Linked DNA regions of Homo sapiens: region 1 is linked to region 2. A link is a loop called in an ENCODE intact Hi-C map of the cell type or tissue named here. Cell type or tissue: PC-9. All regions are shown on one strand.

Evidence for each region. Hi-C counts contacts between places; a loop is a spot of excess contacts. Peaks named below come from ENCODE experiments on the same cell type or tissue, not always from the same donor. Only the 100,000 strongest peaks of a DNase experiment are listed, where the experiment ranks them.
Region 1: it touches region 2 in a loop (13-fold over the local background); 9 of 110 quality-filtered maps call a loop at or near these places.

Annotation. Positions count from the first base shown.
Region 1 is chr12:107,693,784-107,697,783 of GRCh38, forward strand. PWP1 (PWP1 homolog, endonuclein) reads left to right here. Exons shown (of 15, transcript NM_007062.3): 6 at 2,691-2,801; 7 at 3,684-3,814. Among named protein-coding and RNA genes, the nearest start is that of PWP1, 10 kb to the left of the region's middle. In PC-9, a CTCF peak has its summit at 2,197 (motif pointing right); no DNase peak of the experiment used is centred here; H3K27ac peaks cover 685 bases.
Region 2 is chr12:107,883,248-107,887,247 of GRCh38, forward strand. No RefSeq gene overlaps it. Among named protein-coding and RNA genes, the nearest start is that of ASCL4, 110 kb to the left of the region's middle. In PC-9, CTCF peaks have their summits at 2,048 (motif pointing left) and 2,247; no DNase peak of the experiment used is centred here; H3K27me3 peaks cover 856 bases.

The DNA.
Region 1 (4,000 bases), 190 kb before region 2:
CCTTGGTTTTTTACTCAATTTTTTTTTCTGGCTACTTTTTCTTTATGTGGATTATACTGGATAGACAGGTTTTTCTCATGTTTTTTAAATAGAGTTATTTCAGATATTTCCCCTTTGCAAAACATTTTATTTTCTTCCTAATAATTCAACACAAAGGGCCACGTTTCTTTTTTGGAACCAAAACATCGTGATCACCTTTCTTACTTAAGGAATATTTGTATCAAAGCCAGAAGCGGATGCTTTGCAGTAATCAGAAGTAGGCATGAAAATAGGAATTTTTAAATTGTATTTTTAAATGTTGTTTTTGATTTAATATTAATTGAATGGCTTGCCTCACTTTGGTGTTTTTAATGTAAAATCTGTTTTTTATATGCTAAAAGTAGACTTGCACAATGTCTGGCGCACTCTGCCTACAGATTCTCCGTTTTGTTTTTCTTGTCCCTTCCACTGCGCTCATATCCTCAGACAAGTCCATCCTTGCCCGATACTCTCCTCCCCCAGCAGTCTTCAGATCGTCTTGAAACTTTGAAGATTCGAAGAGATTATTAGGCTGATAAGTCCTTTTGTTATAGGAAACACAGTTGCACAGCTTGAAAAAATAAAACCCTTAGGCTTAATGTTTATCGCCATCTTCTAGGTTGCTTCATCATGGCTTCCATTGATTAGCTTGGATTTCTGTTACCTCTTCAGAATCTTTAAGGCTGTCCGTGGGAAGCCTATAGATTAGGCCCATTTTATCTCATGGCTCATTGTGATCTGTTTATGCATAGCAGGCACTTTAATGTGAAATTATTCTTTCTAACTCTTGATATCTTTGAACTTTTACATATTTCAAATGAAAACCATTTGTTTACTTTGCTTTTAAGACCAATTCTAATTTCAAAAAATTGAGAACCTATTAGAGTTTTTTTTGTCATCATCGATTTTTTTATGCATTCTTACCTGAGAACTTAACAGTCATTCCTTTGAACTCAGGATCAAAGAGGAGCTGAGAAAGAAGTTAAAGCTGTTATATTTCCATTTCCTTCTCAGTTAGGTTATTATAGATATACTTTATTATTTGGGTTTGGAAGGAATCTCCAAATTGCCCAGTATGTGTGTGCAAGAATAACTTCAAATTTATATTCTAAAACTGATCCGAATATTGATCTCACGTGGTTAAGAGTATATTTTAAAGTATTATTACCAGTTGCTGGGCGTAGTGACTCATGCTTGTAATCCCAGCAATTTGGGAGGCCAAGGCGGGCGGATCACGAGTTCAGGAGATCGAGACCATCCTGGCTAACACGGTAAAACCCAGTCTCTACTAAAAATACAAAAAAAAAAAAAAAAATCAGCCAGGCGTGGTGGCGGGCGCCTGTAGTCCCAGCTACTCGGGAGGCTGAGGCAGGAGAATGGCGTGAACCTGGGAGGCAGGGCTTGCAGTGGGCTGAGATCGTGTCACTGCACTCCAGCCTGGGCGACAGAGCAAGACTCCATCTCAAAAAAAAAAAAGTTATTACCAATTTTATGTAAAATGTAAGCTGAGTATATCGAACATGGTTGAGGTTTTTGTAGAACCACAGTCTAATAATTTTGAACATGAATTCTCATCACAGGGATGTGATAGAGCATTACACAAATCTGCTAATCCCAGGATCTATTCCAGAAGCAGCAATCTGAGGAATTAAAAATAAAATCCTTAATTTATTATATATTTACCTCCTTCTTAATACAAAGCATATGGGGAGGGGTTCTGACTAGTGGGTTCTGTTTTATCAGTGTTTCACTGTGTAATTTTTAAAAGACTTCTTACTCATTGATTTTACAATGTTTTTGCTGCTTAACATTACAGCTGTGAATATTAAGGAGCTGTTGCCATATTCCAAAAGTATGTCCTCAGGAGCTTTGTTTACATTGTTCATCTTCATAAACCTTTTTTAAAAATATTAAGAGTAATTTTTGATAAGCATTTAGATTTCCAAATATGAATTATTTCTCTCCCATGCTATTTTTGGTTTGTTCTTTTTGACTTATAATCAGCTAGACCATTAAAAGATAAAATAATAACTACTTCTTGTAGTTATGAACATTATGAACTTATGAACATTTGTTTTCTATGAATGACCTAGAAGACAGGACCATTTATCTGACAAGGATGCAGGTGGACTATCAGATGTCAGTGTTCATTTTCTCCTGTGGGGTATGCCACAAGATGGCACTGTATTAGACATGCAGAATTTTTGCCTAGTCATGATATTGGAATCTTTTTTTTTTTTTTTTTTTTTGAGATAGAGTCTCACTATGTCGCCCAGGCTGGAGTGCAGTGGTGCGATCTCAGCTCACTGCAACCTCCACCTCCCAGGTTCAAGCTATTCTCCTGCCTCAGCCTCCCTAGTAGCTGGGACTACAGGCACGTACCACCACACCCAGCTAATTTTTGTATTTTGAGTAGAGACGAGGTTTCATTGTGTTGGCCAGGCTGGTCTCGAACTCCTGACCTCAAGTGATCCGCCCACCTTGGCCTCCCAAAGTATTGGGATTACAGGCACGAGCCACTGCGCCCAGCCTGGAATCTCTTTATAATATCAGATGTCTCACTTTAAAGCACATGGCTCACGTACATTTAATAGAATTTGTTTTTTTGAGCGGGATGTGATTTTTGATGACTCATTCTGATACATTAAAGTCTCTTTTCCCAATCTTTTCAGTTTATAATCAAGAAGAAGACTCTTTTTATGTACACCATGATATACTCTTGTCTGCATATCCTCTGAGTGTGGAATGGCTGAATTTTGATCCTAGCCCAGATGATTCTACTGGTAATTAGAAAACTTAAGGTTGTTCAATGATTTCCAGTCTTATGTATTTTCTCCTAGCTCCATAAATTATGTATTCTCTTGAATGTTTTCAGAATTGTTGCTGATATTTTCTGAAGTTACTGTTATTTTATGAAGTTATAGAGTTCTTAACACACCATCACTTTATTGTTTGGGGTTCATAAATCCCCAGACTTCAGGTAGGCTAAGGAGGTAGCTGCTCTACTACAGGCTGAAGGACAGGGCCTGAAGCCTTTTGGACTGTAGAACTGTAAAGGTCCCATAAAGACTCAGTATAAATGGCCTGATATGTGAGATGTTACCAGCTAGAGTTCAGTGGCATAACCTGTTTTAGAAAACATAAGCTAAAACCGAAATGAAGAGGCTTGTCACAAGTAATTAGGTTTTCATGTTAGTCTTTGTAACCACATCTGCACACTATTAGTTGCCCCTGTCCGTACTTTTTAATAAAGGTAAACACTGTTTATACTGTCTTACGTCTTGTTTGCACACCTTGTTCACATTCATGATCTGATCTGATCTTCATCCCCACAGCACCCCATGAAGGAGGACGGGAGGAGGGTTATTCTCGTTATATAAATGAAAACACTGGGGCCAAGAGATTGAGCCTTTCCTACTCAAATTGTGGCCCAAAGACCAGCAGCAGCACAGCATGGTTATCACCTGTGACCTAGTTAGAAATGCCCACCCAGAACCACCTGAAATACAATCTGCATTTGTAACATTCAGATGCCGCATATGCATATAAGTTTGAGAAGCACTGCTCTAAAGCATTTTTCAGTTAATCTACAGTATAATGTATTTGATTAGAAGTTCTGTATGTCTTTTTTTGTGTAATCATACATGCATTGTTTCCTCCCATAGGAAATTACATTGCTGTAGGAAACATGACCCCTGTTATTGAAGTGTGGGACCTTGATATAGTGGACTCTTTAGAGCCAGTCTTCACACTCGGAAGTAAACTTTCAAAAAAGAAGAAAAAGAAAGGAAAGAAGGTAAAGAAGTTAATAAATATTTAAACTCTAATGACAGAGGTAAGTTTACTCGGGAGTAGGGGTGAAGGGTAAGACCGTACACTTTTTCAATCAGGTATTCTTGGTGAGATGGGGTAGGTAGTTATGAAATTATTGTAATTTTTAGTTTTGAAAAGGCCATCCAAAGAAAACTTATTTCTGATTACA
Region 2 (4,000 bases):
CACGAAAGTTTTTCCTGAAGAGCCACTGCGCCCATATTTTGCTCCTTCCACTCTCCCAGAGCAGGGTATCCTGAGTGTCTGTCCTGTGATAAATCCAGGCACTGCCCATCCTCTAGTCCATCCTGGGGAGGGCAAATAAACCCCCACTGCATAGAAACAGGATCGGGAAATTAAATTACTTGGTGGGTAGACCTAGGAAGTTTCTGTTGGGTATACATATTTTACAAAATCATAGCAGAAAAATATAGACCATTCCATGATGTAGTTAACTTCATAGATTCATTAGAATAGAAGCTGAGTTTTAAATATTGATTATTGTCACCATCAAACGTGTTGAGTTTTGTGTTTATATTTTGTTTCCTAATGATATGTTTTGTATTCTTAATTTCCAAATGCTTTACCTTTTATTTCTGTAAGTTCGGCTTTATGTATTATGGAGTTTATAAGTTAAATAAATATTTGGCTGTAACCAAATGGATTATGTGAGTTTCTAAATAATAGGGGTGCAACACTTTTTATTCATAGTGCAATGTGTGGGTGGGGGGGTGGGCAGGGGTTTGTGTGTGTATTTGAACAAAACAAATGTGGATAAATACCTGTGTCTTATCCAGCACTGAACAACTTTCCACCACCACAGCTCCGTGTAGCTAACATTGTCTTGGACATGAGATTGTCTACATTAACAATGGTAATTCCCCCACTGTAGAATGTACTGCTTTGTCTCGAGTGCACTCCTGGTAATACCTGACTCTGATCAGCCGATCCTTCCTCCTTCCGTTATCCCTGTGGGGTCCTCAGTGCTGTGCTCCTCTGGCTGGCACAGCTCTGGTCACTCTGGAGATGCATGCTGGGGGCCAGGCAGTCATGCTCTTATCACAAGTCAGTTCCCTGCAGGAGGGATCTACTGAAACTAGTGCTGGCTTTTCAAGTGTTCTTTGCATTTTAAACCATTGGCAACCTTTACATACTTTTTTTTTAAGAGCCTCACTCTGTCACCCAGGCTGGAGTGCAGTGGTGTGATGTCAGCTAACTGCAGCCTTGACCTCCCCAGGTGCAGGTGATCCTTCCACCTCCGCCTCCCTCTAGCCCCAGCTGGGACTACAGGTGTGCACCATCATGCCCAGCTAATTTCTCCTTTTTTTTTTTTTAAATAGAAATGGGGTTTCACCATGTTCCCCACGCTGGTCTCAAACTCCTGGGTTCAAGCAATCTGCCCACCTTGACCTCCCCAAATGTTGGGATTACAGGTGTGAGCCACTGCTCCTGGCCTTATATCCCATTTTTAAGAATCATTGAAGATGGTCAAGGGTCTGAGGTGTCAGCATTGTGAGCTGACTTAGAAAAGGCCCTGCCTCCCAGCCACGTGAATGTGCTGGGGATATATGCAATATTCTATGACTGAAAAGTACACTTTCAGCAGAATCAGGAAGATCCCAGTATATGTATACCTGTCCTGACTGGCATAGGTAAGTTTCCCAGACTCTGACTCCAGAATTCATGAAGTTTCAGAAAAACTAGTGGAGGGAAAGGTAGGAGCAGGAGGAAAAGGAAGAAGCCAAGCAAAAGTGAAATTTTTGGTAAAACCCAAGTTTTAAAAATAAAATTTATTATTAATTAATTAATTAATTTTTTTTAGAGACAGGGTCTCACTATGTTGCCCAGGCTGGTCTGGAACTCCCAGTGTCAAGCTATTCTCCCACCTCAGCCTCCCTAGTAGTTGAGGTTATAGGTGCCAGCCACCACATCCTGCCTCAAATATTCTTTAATTTCTCTTGCGACTTCTTTGACCCATGTGTTACTAAATCTCTAAACATTTTCAGAGAAGAGTGTTGTTTAATATTTTTGAAATTTTCTGTCTTTCTGCTAGAGATGGCTATTCTGATCTATTGTGATCTGAAATCATCCTTTGTATGATTTATATTCTTTTCAATATGTGAAGGTGTGTTTTATGGCCCAGAATATGGTCTATATTGAATATTCCTTGAGGGCAGACCGGGCACCGGACCTCAATCTCGGGCGCCATCTTCTGGTTGTTAGAACAAACTGCCCGAGAAAGGCTCCCTCAAATCCCCTCATTGCTGGGTTCCCCACATGGCAAACTGGATGAACACCAAGGAGCTCCTTTTGCTCCATGCAGTTCAACAGAAAAGCCCTGTGGGTGGGCATTTGTCAACTTCTCCTCTGGACAAAGATGCCCCGGTCAGAAACACTCCCTGAGACCCTCCCAGCATCCAGATAGCAGCCCAGGCTGTGACATCTCACCCTCAGGCCAGATCCAAGCAGTGAAATATATAATCTAATTTCTTCCCCAGCCCAGCCCCTTGAGTCCCAGTTTTTCATTCTCCCATTCTCAACTCTCCCACCACTGAATGATCTAAAACCACAGGGAAACCTTTTATTGAATTATATTTTAATAAAGAGAGCCATCTCATTTCATGTAGTTTGTGATATAAGGAAAATAGTAAGATTATAAAAATATCTTTTACTTTTGACATGGTTACTAACAAAGGGAAAGGAAAAAAAAACGCCAGAAACTTGAAAAGCCTGATTATCTGGGGCTATTATTCCTGTTTGTTTTAAAATCAAACTTCTAAACACAGATCTTAATCCCAGCACTTTGGGAGGCTGAGGCGGGCGGATCATGAGGTCAGGAGTTCGAGACCAGCCTGGCCAACATGGTGAAACCCCGTCTTTACTAAAAATACAAAAATTGGCCGGGCATGGTGGTGGGTGTCTGTAGTCCCAGCTACTCAGGAGGCTGAGGCAGGGGAATTGCTTGAACCAAGGAAGCGGATGTTGCAGTGAGCCGAGATCACGCCATTGCTCTCCAGCCTGGGCGACAGAGTGAGACTCCATCTCAAAAAATAAATAAATAAATAAATAAATAAATAAGAAGCATAAAGAAAAAGCCCATTTGAAGAAACCATGGTCTAGTGAGGGTGACTTTAGGAAAGACTTAAGATTAGGTTGAATTAATTTCCTTGGTCTAAAATAAATATGAAGGCTGGGCATAGTAGCTCATGCCTGTAATCCCAGTACTTTGGGAGGCCAAGGCAAGAGGATCACTTGAGGTCAGGATTTGGAGACCAGCTTGGGCAGCATAGTGAGATTTCTGTCTCTAATTAACAAAATAAATAAATTAAATAAATATGAGGTGGTTTTACTTTGTGAGTAAAAAGTACTTGAAACTAGCTCCATTCATTGCATAAGGGCTAATAGTGATGCCTCATATTTGGCTTTGAAAGTTTTCTGGCCAAATTCCAAATTTTGTCATATGCAAACATGATATTCAAAAGCTAATCCAGAAAAAAGGGTATGTCTATATTAATCAAAATACAACCACTTGCAGGATAAATTGCTGTCCTTTGCACGTGGTGCTTCTCTATATCTTCAGTAAAAAACTCATTGATTCCAGATTTAAATCAATAACTGATTGAGTTAAAGAGAAGGGGCAGGATGTGGATAAAGTGGGAGGGAGGACTTTCTATAAAAAAGCCCCTTATAGGTGGGTCCCACTCCACATCTCAGCTCATTTCAGAAGCAGCTGGAGCAAGAGAAGCATCTTGTGGAAGTGAGTCCAGTGTTATTCCTTTCTCACTTCTCAGCTTTCTACAAAAGACAAATATAAGAGAGCAACATCCAGGGAATGAAGTAATTAATGCTGCAAGTATGATCTGAGGCCAACTCAATGCCAGGCACAGTGGGAGCACTTAGGGACACGGGATCCTCTGCCCAGAAGCTGAAGGCAGGACTAGATTCTCAATACACAGGCTGGGAGTCTGACAGATTCTTTCAATCAAATCATAGCTTGGGCTACTCTAGGAGATGATAACTTGAGTTTCCCCCATTGACTTAACCCTTCAGCTGCTGCTATGGGTCTGTGCCCAGCCAGGTGGGACCAGATGAAGAGTTGGAGGGGCTCTGGGTCTAGGCTAGGGATGTCTCAGACAAAATAATGTAATTCATATATGTAGCTATGTATTTCCTGATAGCCAAGTTA